Linked DNA regions of Mus musculus: region 1 is linked to region 2. Evidence: chromatin loops called from intact Hi-C (ENCODE). Cell type or tissue: heart. All regions are shown on one strand. Region 1 overlaps Phlpp2 (PH domain and leucine rich repeat protein phosphatase 2). Region 2 holds the start of Zfp821 (zinc finger protein 821).

Evidence for each region. A loop is a pair of places that touch in the nucleus more often than their neighbours do. Peaks named below come from ENCODE experiments on the same cell type or tissue, not always from the same donor. Only the 100,000 strongest peaks of a DNase experiment are listed, where the experiment ranks them.
Region 1: a loop joins it to region 2, with 2.4 times the contacts of the local background. A loop is called at or near these places in 2 of 42 quality-filtered maps.

What each region holds. Positions count from the first base shown.
Region 1 is chr8:109,914,657-109,919,656 of GRCm38, forward strand. The region is part of intron 9 of Phlpp2 (PH domain and leucine rich repeat protein phosphatase 2); the gene reads left to right. Among named protein-coding and RNA genes, the nearest start is that of Marveld3, 45 kb to the right of the region's middle. In heart, a CTCF peak has its summit at 2,856 (motif pointing left); no DNase peak of the experiment used is centred here.
Region 2 is chr8:109,704,840-109,709,839 of GRCm38, forward strand. It overlaps Zfp821 (zinc finger protein 821), which reads left to right and starts at 707. Exons shown (of 9, transcript NM_001167946.2): 1 at 707-1,024; 2 at 1,518-1,580; 3 at 3,190-3,305; 4 at 4,572-4,688. The coding sequence starts at 4,649. In heart, a CTCF peak has its summit at 2,225; DNase peaks (open chromatin) are centred at 652 and 2,202; H3K4me3 peaks cover 2,502 bases; H3K27ac peaks cover 1,785 bases.

The DNA.
Region 1 (5,000 bases), 210 kb after region 2:
AGTTTCTGTGTCACTGTTTTCATGTTGCTGTGTCTAAATTATAGGAGCAAGACACTGTTCCAGTCCACAAAGCACAGAGGATTGCTTTCAGCCCGCATGGAGCAGCACACGCTCCGAGTTCTAGTGTGAATGAACAGACCCTGTCCCAGGAGTGTAGGGAGCACACGTGCCAGAAACAGAATGACAGTGCTCTCTACAGTGAGTGTGCTCTCTACAGTGACTGTGCTCTCTACAGTGAGTGTAGCAGTGACAGAGTGACAGAAAATCCACACGGACAGAAGCATCATATAACCTGGTAGTCTGGCTGCAGTGAATCCAAGTTCTTTTATTCCAGTCTTAATTACTAATACAAACTCTCATGCCATATAGTAGCCAGTACATATGTATATATGCATATATGTGGTTTATAGAATGAAAATAAGCTAAAGAGGCTGCTGCAGAATTTAAGAGATTTCAGAGAGTCTGTATTAATAAGGTAATGAACCAGACGAATGCCAGGAGAGACCTGCTGTAGTTAGGTTTGAGAGCAAAGCGACAGACTTCAGCTGCAAGGTGAAAGGCTGAGCAAAACCATAGACAGAGAGTCAGGAACAGATTAAGAGCAGGAAACAGCATGTCAGGCAGGTCCAGGTCCAGAAAGGCAAACAGGTAGTCACAGACTACATAAAGAATGGGGTCTACCTGAGCTGAAGCTCAAGGAGTAGTAGGGGAGGCATTAGTCCTACACACAAACACACACACACACACACACACACCAGGAATCAGATGGTAGGTTGGTATGAAGCCCATACCATCACAGTGTTTAATGTCTGTCACCTTTATGGGTTCCAGATAAGTGAGTCATACCCTTTTCTTGGCCTGACATGTCCAATAAGTTATTGGGCCTAGTTTTCTTGATGTGATTTTAATATGTTCATATGCCCCTACAGTCTCAATTAATCCCAATAAACTTACAGGGTAGCTCTCTTTGGTCCCCAGGAATAAGTCATTTATCAGCCTGTGCTGGATGTGTGGTGACTGGTACCTGGGTTACCCAGGGGCTGGAGGCATCCTTCTTCCTCAAAATGGAGTCAAAGCTGCTGTTCACAGCCTGAAAAACCACTCTGCTTCATACAACGTGGGATGACTTAGAGCAGAGATTAGCTTCATCAGCAACTAGAGATGGTCTGTGGGAATGCTTTTCAGGGTAAAAGGCCTTGTGTGTATAGAGACCACTGTTTTGTCTATTTGAGACAGTCTCATGATGTTGAAGCCATTTTTATGGAGAGTTCTTTACCAGTTAGGCTTGTTATGTATTTTGTTTAGGTTTTAGTGTTTTAAGGAAGTTTCACTGTACCACCCAAGTTGATTTCAGACTTAGCCTTCAAGTACTGGGATTGTAGGTGTACTTACCATGCTTGGCAGTTTTCTGTGTTTAAGGAAGGAAAGGAAAAGAAACGTGTTCACTTTCACTAACTGCCAGAAATGACAATTTAACTACTTTATCATCCTCAGTTTGAAGGGGGACGTGCTAAGTGTGACCAGAGACTAGACTTGGTATCTCTCTCCTGGAGTCCTCACTATAGCCAGTGAGAATTTGAATGAAACCACCTCAGGAGAAGGTGACCATGTCAGAGAAGTGGCAGAGCTGTGTGAACAGTGATTTCCTGCTGCCATTTATCACAGAGCTACCTACACACAGAAGGATTGTCACAGTGTTGTGTTGTGTTGTGGTGAAAACGTCGGACTGTTAACAGGAAAATGGGTCAATCAGCAATGATAGATTTACATGGTAGATTTTGTACAATAGCGGAAATGGATGGACTAAAGCTTTGCGTACTGGTGCAAATAAGCCTTGGAAGCAGTTTTTGACTAAGAAACAAAATTGCATGATCATAGTGTACTGTGTAAGTTATACCAAAGCCTAAACACAGAAACAGCATGTTCTAGGTTAAAACTGTACCACAAATGATACATTCAGGGAAATGTTTGCCTCTTGGTGCTAAGGCAAAGCATACAAGTCAGGCATCAGTGTGTAAGAGCTAACTGATGATGGCGGAAAACTGCTTTTTTTTCTTTGTTTTTCTGTGTTGGAATATGTTGCTAGAGACTTCCGTTTTCTGTCTTTCATCATGTTATGGAGGTTCACTCATGGCTCAGATGAATCCTGAATCAGGTCTAACTGTTGAGCAGGACTGCAGGGTGACTCTGTAGGTAAAAGAACTTATCACAGCCAAGCCTGACGACCTGAGTTCTGTCCCTTGGACCTACAGGGTGGAAAGAGAGAACCAGTTTCCACAAGCTGTCCTCTGGCCACCATATGTCACCGCATGCAGACACAGACACAGACATACATGCATGCAGAGATAAATAAGTAAGTGTAATAATAAAAAAGAGCTTGTTGAGTAAAAACTGTGTGCTGTGGCCACACTTGTAATCCCAGTACTTGGGAGGATCAGGAGTTTCAGGCTAGCTTGAGACACAAAGTCAATTTCTATTTCAGCCTACCACTACCCTTAGAAAAGCCAAAACAACAATAACAACAATGTCTTGAGTGCTAACTGGCACTGTGTATTGATATGCCTGAGGTTCCTCTCTTGGTTCATATTCATCATCTATGCATAGATCACTTCACATGTGTGTGGATGATAGATTCATAGTCACTCTGAATTGGAGCAGCCCTACCTACGTGCCCAGCAGCCCTACATTAAGTAGTCATGGAGTGTTTGCCATCAGTCGGCTGTCAGGGTCCTTACATTCTACCACCTAGAAACCACCTCTAGACGAGGAGGAGTGCTGGCTTCAGCAACTTTTGTACCTCATGACATGGCAGTGAGTTGGGTAGCCAGGCCTGGTGGCTCCCTCTAGTGTTACAACTCCTACATAGGTCTTTGTAGTAGAGCCCTTAATCCTGCAGGTGAAGCACTGCCTAGGAAGTCAGGATTCCTCGGCCTGCAGCAGCAGTTGGCATTGTAGCTTCTAGACAGACCTAAATGTCAGGAGTCCTCATCCCTTGATAGCAGCCACTGTTATAGCTTCCAGACCTGGGATGTCTGAAGACTTAATAGCTTGCTGCTATTCTTCCAGCAACTAGGGCTTGCAGGTGCTTTTTTCTGCCTCTTTATAGCCCCTGCTTTGTTCCAGATTAGCTTTCTACCCTCTTTTGCTTTCTCTGTACTTCCTCTGCCATCCTTGTCCCTGGCCTGGCTGCTCCTCAGCTGCCTCTTGTTAGTCCACGTCCCAGGAAACCACTACTGCTGCCCTGCGGGCTTTCAAGCTTGTAGCTCTCCTTAGCTTCTTCCTCAGTTCTCAAGAAGACAGTTTTGTCATCTTTAAGCTTAGCATGCTCCAATGTCCTGATGTGCTGCCTCAGCCACCACCGCAGCTCCACTGTCCCTGCTGCTGCTTTCTCTGTAACCAGCTTAGCCTCTTCTGGTAAGGGAGGCAAGAAAAAAATAACTCGAGAGAAATCTTGTATTAGAGCTAATTGTTGTGGCTCCAGCTGACTCATCAAGTGAGCAGAAAGCTTGCTCACACCAGTCACAGCAAACCTCTCATGCGAAGGAAGGTTTGTATTTACACCACTCTTAATGGTCCCTCTGCTAGGCCACTAGGGTTAAGTGTCTCTGGCTTAGGTGGGAGTGGTTATAGAGACATCTAGGATTCATCAAGACTTGTGACAGGAAAAAGTCACATATAAACTGTTTGAAACAGCCCTGGCTTGAGGATGTCGCCTCAGGAGCCCCTTTAAAAGCTGCAGTAAATAGCAGCACAGTTGTCATATATTTCCTCTAGGTTTCCTGGTATGGTCATAAGGTCGGTGCTGGCCTAAAGTCATTTGGCTGACTGGTAATCATTTTGCTTAACACAGTCGGGGGCAGCAAGGGAGAGTCCAGCATCTGCCAGTTAAGACACCAAATTGCTTTATCTCCCAACACTTTTCCCTTTTTACAAGAAAACAAATATTAGAAGGGATGCTTACAGTAAGAATTTAAGTAACATCATTAATACTAGTAGTGATTTTTGCTAGGTATTATAACATTTTAACAAAGTTCAAAACCTGTTCAGAGCCCTATGAAGGAATGAATCTCTCAGATGTGTTTCATATTCACACACACACAAAGAACATTCAAAAGATATAACCACATGCAATAGTGTGAACAGAGCATAATGTGGAGTCAGACCAAAGCATATGCAGGAAGGCAAGAGAAGAGACTCAGGAGTCCAAGGCCATCCTCAGGTACATAGTGAGTTCAAGGCCAGCCTGGGCTACATGAGACCTTGCCTCAAAATGAAAGAGAAGATAGCAAAGTATGTCTGGGATTACAAATGTGCACCACCGTGCTTGGTTCATGCAGTGCTTGGTTAGAGCCCAGGGCTTCCTCCGTGCTGGGTCAGCCAGCATGTGGCCGACCGAGCTGCCATCTCCAGCCATCATGGACCCTTTTATCTCCCAGTATTTGGGAAAGTAAAGCAAGATTATGAGTTCAAAGCCACCTGGGCTACCCAGAAACCTCCTGTTGGGTGGGGCATGGAGGAAAGTTTGGTTTTATAACTGGCAGGTGTTGTCTGCTGTTTGTAACCAGGGTAGAAAGTGGTACGTTTGAGTGTGTGGTGGCTAGAAGAGGAGATGAGGAAATGCTCAGGAGGTGGCAATACCTTGGGGATGGTCTGAGCCTTAGCTCACTGCTGTTCCATTTCACTGATCCATACACTTAGGATTGGTTCTCTAGCTGCGTTATACTTCAATTAAAAATGACGTTATTTTTACCAAAAATGTAGATATTGTCCTGGAGAGATGGCTCAGTGGTTAAGAGTTCTCAGAGCTCCTAAAGAGGACCTGAGTTAGGTCTCTAGCACCCGTGTGAGGCTCTCAGAGTTACCTGCTAACTCCACCTCCGGGGAGATCCAATTTCTCTGCTCTCTGGGGACTCCTGCACGGTATGTTCATGCCACACACATACATGTAATTAAAAAGAAATGCTTTTTAAAAATCTAAGTATTAATTTTTCAAGTTATAA
Region 2 (5,000 bases):
GGCAAAGCTGGGGCTGAAAGTTGGGCCTTCTAAAACAGGGCTCCTCTTTTTACTTCTCTACGGAGAGACTTCAGGGGTAGGTATGGGTTTTCCGCCCAAATAAGGGGAAAGAAGGGAGAGCAACGGAGAAATAATGACGCGGACAGTAACAGGAGTCGCGTTAGAACGGAGTTGAACCACGTTCAGCCTTTCCAAACACCCTTAGATAGCAACAAGGACCACAAGCTACCTAGGTCCTGTGTCTGTGACCACCTGATAGCTTAGTCCCTCCCACAGAAGCTGTGGGCCCTCTTTCTTTACTTTAAATGCCTCGAGAGTTGAAGAAGCCTTGGGACAAGTGGGAGTGAAGAGGGTTTGTGACTACGGGATGGTTGGCCCAGGTTCGGCTACGGAGGGGGAAGCCTGCGGCGGAGCTGTGGTTGGGGGATGTGGGTTCTGTGGCTGAACTCGACTTTGGGAGAGGAAACCAGCCGGGGAGATGACAGCTGAGTGGAGTTCACCCGCTCTAAAGGTGCGCGGAAACGTCAGGACACCTCCGAAAGCTCTTTAGATGCTCAGCTCCGCGTCGCCAGGACCAGATCGCGGGCGGGGCCCCTCTGGAACGCCCGCGATTGGATGCTCCCTAAGCCCCGCCTTCCCGGACCCTTTTCCCCCGAGGCCCCGCCCACAGCGCCAGGCGCGCGCCTCGGGAGCCGGGAGGGGTCGGGGCGGCGGCGGGAGGAGAGGTGAGGCTCCGGCACGCGCCCCACTCGCTGCGAGAGCGCGAACCGCGCGCTCCCGTCGTCCGCGTCGCCATCTTTTTTTTTTCCCCCCTCCGTCCGTCTGTCTGCCGTTGGCTTTGTCTGTCCGCCGCGCCGCCCCTCGCCTCCCCGCCGCCAGCCCGGCCCGCAGCCACCCTCTGCCCACCGGGGCCGGGTCCCAGAGAGCCCGGGCCCGGCCGGCTGGAGCTGCGGCCGGGGCCCATTGTCCCGCGGTCTGTCCGTCCGGAGGCGGAGCCCAGGGACGCGGAGCGCCGAGGCTGCGGGTAAAGCGCCCCCGCGCCGGGAGTCGGCAACCCGCGTAGCTCCCGACTGCCCGCGCCGCCGCCCGCCTTTTGTTTGCTCGCTCCTGGGGAGGGGCGGGCTGGGTGCTGCGGCGGCGGCCGGGTGCGGGCCTCGCGGGCCGGCGTCTGACAGGCTGGGGTGGAGCTGGGGGAGGGGAGGATGGGCGTGGGAGAGCGGACGGGGCGGGGGGCCCCTGCCGTCCTGGAGCGGGCGGGCGGGCGGGCGGGCTGGCCCAGGAGCTACTAAATTTAGATTTCGGAGGAGGCTAAGTGGTCGTCTGTGGGTTGGTCAGAAACGCGTAGGGAGACCTCTGGCTCCAGTCTAATTACCTGGGATTTACCTCTGCCCCTGTTGGGAAAAGCCAGAGAGACACCCTCTCAACTGATGGCACACCCCAGCTCCAGCGCCGACCCGAGAGGACCCGGGCACAGTGAAATGGCTGTATGATTGTCTTTCTCTTCTCCCTTTTGGCAGCTTCACATCACTCGGATTCGGGCGACTTTACTTTGCTTCGTGGGAACCTCATCAGAGCTGGAGGTGGGAGTGCACCCTCTTTTCTTTAAGGCTGGAAAAGGGCGCGCGCACACACACACGCACATCTGTAGTGTGTGTGCCCTGGAAGCTGCATCCTAACACCTGTGAGAGCAGAGGCAGGATGAGGGGGTGGGGGCCAGTGCATCCTTCCCAAGGACTCTTGACTGTGGCTCTATAGATGACAAAAACAAAAACCCCTACTCCCTTTAAAAGTCGCATCCCTTGTAGGTCGATCCTCAGTTTCCCGTTCTTCCCAGGTTCCTCCCTGAGCAGAAGATACTCAGGCGGCTCGCTATCCAATTACATTCCGAGCTTAAGTTTCACAATTGGGCAGCGCTGAAAGCAAAAGGGACCAAGTGACCTTTTGTACTTATGGGGTCTTGTTTTAAGAGGGTTACAACCTATAAAACTAACCTCAGATATTGTGCAGTTTGGGTCAGGAGTGGCCTCCCCGTGCCATTTGTCTGTCTCCTTACTTATTTTCCATGGTTTCCCCCCCTCCTCTGGACTTTTTCTTTCTAGTGGGTTTTTGAATTCTTGTGCTTTGGCTTTGTTTTGTGCTAAGGGAGGGTGTGTGTTTATTTTGCCTGGATCCCTCAGGTGTGAAGTCCCAGGAGGGACCATCTGGTCAGTTCCCCACTGGGCCACTAGGAGGCTGATGAGAGGCAGTGGTTCAGCTGTGGCTGCAGGTTTCCTCTCTGTGCCTTGTAGCTTTCTTACTGAACCAGTGTCTTGCCAGGATGATCTAAATAGAGCCTGGCACTCCTTCAAACAGACTTTATTACCTCAGTCGCAGAGCTTCGGTTCCTGGTCCTTATGGGGGTAAATGGAGATGAGATATCATTTGTTTTCTGTTACATGGTAGAGAAGTATAGAAAGATTGGCAGTCTGCATCTCATTCAGCTTTCAACTTTGGGAGTCCCCAGACACAGAGAAAGACCTAACGTGTGATATTCAGTCAGAGCCTATATTAAAATGGGTAGGGAGGGCTGGGTGTGGTGGCTCACGCCTTTAATCCCAGCACTTTGGGAGGCAGAGGCAGGCGAATTTCTGAGTTCCAGGACAGCCAGGGCTATACAGAGAAACTCTATCTCGAAAAATTAAAAAAAAAAAAAAAGTAGGGAGAATAAACCAGGCGTAGTAATACCTCTGATCCCATTGGTCAGAAGGCTGAGGCTGGGGAGTCATTGAATCAAGGGGTTTGAATTCTTGTACCTTAAGACTCAATCTCCAAAAAAGAGTAGAGGCAGGGGAAAGGAGTGACTACCCCCTACAACTGGGGGTGTAGCTTAGTCAGTAGTGTGCTTGCCCACTATGCACAAAGACCTACCTAGCGTACACAGAATTTTAGATTCAGTCCCCAGCACCATGGAAGGCTGGGTATGGAGGCAGGTACTGCACCTGCCTGTACTGTGTTGAGACAGGAATATCAGAAGCTCAAGATCACTGTTGGCTCTATATCCCGTTCAAGATGAGTTAGGATGCATGAGACTCTCCAAGAAAAAGAGAACCAGAGAATACATCCCCTTTTATTAGATGTCAGGACGCTGCTCTCTAAAATTGTTCTTTCTGTTGTACATATTAGGAGTTATTTTCCTTTTTTTAATTGAAGGTCTGAAAAGAACTGTGTTTGGTATGCAGCTATGATAGAAGACTGCCTGAAAGCTGCTTCCTTGCCACTTCCTGTGGAGGCCTGTCTTTGCCATTTGCGGTTTCTTTCTTCTTTTGGTAAGGGGAGGCAGGATCTGATTACAGGTCTGAGGGCCTTCTAGCTACATAGAGGAGTAGGTTGGCATTATCAGGTGAGCTTCCTTAACTGGAGTGCACAGTACATCTAGCAGTTTGTTTTAAAGCGGTGAACTATATATTTCTATATGTGAGCCCAGTTTAAGACAGCGAGAACTAAAAAGAACCAGGGAGTGACTAAACCCACATCCCTAACTTAGGTAGAAAACAGAATTTCACCTTTTCCATTTACATTGTTCACTCTGCTGTGTTTGTTTTGTGGTGTTGGGAATCGAACCCAGGGTCTGATGCATGCTAGGCAGGCACTCTGCCAATATATCTCATCCCTAGTCCTCACTCTGTCTTGTAGAGAAAAGGCCACAGCTTCTGCAACTAACCCACTTCAGAGTCTCTTACATTGCTTATGGCTGAGAACCAGTGTTGTGGTTAACAAGGAACCTCCAGGTTTGAGAATTTGCCTGCCCGTCTATCAGATGGGCAGCTGCACATCTCTGCTGCTCCTCTTGTATAGGGCGCTTCGCCCTTTATTCCTCACTGGTCTCTTGCTACACAGCAAAATTGAGAAGAGGCTAGATTATGACTTTTGACCTCTTCAGACCCATCTGAGCAGGGCCAGCTGGAGTTGTACATTAGGAGACTGAATTAGTACTCCACCATGTGAGAGGCATCTACTTTTCTGCAGAGAGCGTGTCTTAAGTGGTGGAAGTTTGATTTGCTCTTGTATCATCATGCCTCGGCCTTATTGCAGATAAGTGATACCCTTGCTGCTTCTAAGCATCGTTCCTTAGAAAACTTTCTAGAGATACAGACTCCAGGTCTTGACTTCCAGTTGCACATGTGCCAGGTCAGCCACTACAGGTCATTGTTTGTTGTCTTTTTGCTTTCTTTCACATCCGTGGGAGCAATCCCTTTACCCACAGTACTTCTAACCTTGATTGCCCGGATTTGCATCCTTTTCTATCCAGTGCTCTTGACTTCGACCACTTAGTAGTAGTCTGAATCCCAAAGACAGCTTTATAGAAGAAGTCTCATAAGTAGTCGCCTCTCGAGTTTCTTGGTCCTTGACTTTGAGTTAGACATTTAGTTACCTTTTTCATTTCATTAGTTTAGTTATTTATATCTAGTGAGTTTTATATGCTCAAGAAGTATTTTTTAAGATCCTTAAATGTTCTAATTTTATAATTTCTGGGAAGAATAACAGGCTAACAATATTTTATTTTATTTTATTTTATTTTCTTATTATTGCAGGTCAGCACCGTACGAGGAGGTAGTGACCTGTCCAGGGGTGAAACTGGGGAAGAACGGAGCTTGGATATCAGGGAAACATGTCCCGTAGGAAACAGACAAACCCAAATAAAGTTCACTGTGAGTACTGGGCTTTGTCTTTTGAAACCTGGGTTGGAATGAAAGAGGAGCCTGAGTTTTGGGGGAGAGGCTCACACTCATTTGTTGGGGGGCGGGGGGAGAAAGGGCTAAAGATTCCCAGTATGGATTTGAAGTATAAAGTTACTAGAGTGCTGTCTAACTTGCCCAAGGGGTATGTATATGTGTTTGATTCATCTTTAATATGAACAATTACAGGAAACTTATTTTGTGAAAAAGTATATTAGGTGTCAAGGCTGTGAAGCAATAAAACATAACTAAACTATAATACAGAAGAAACATAAACATATAAGC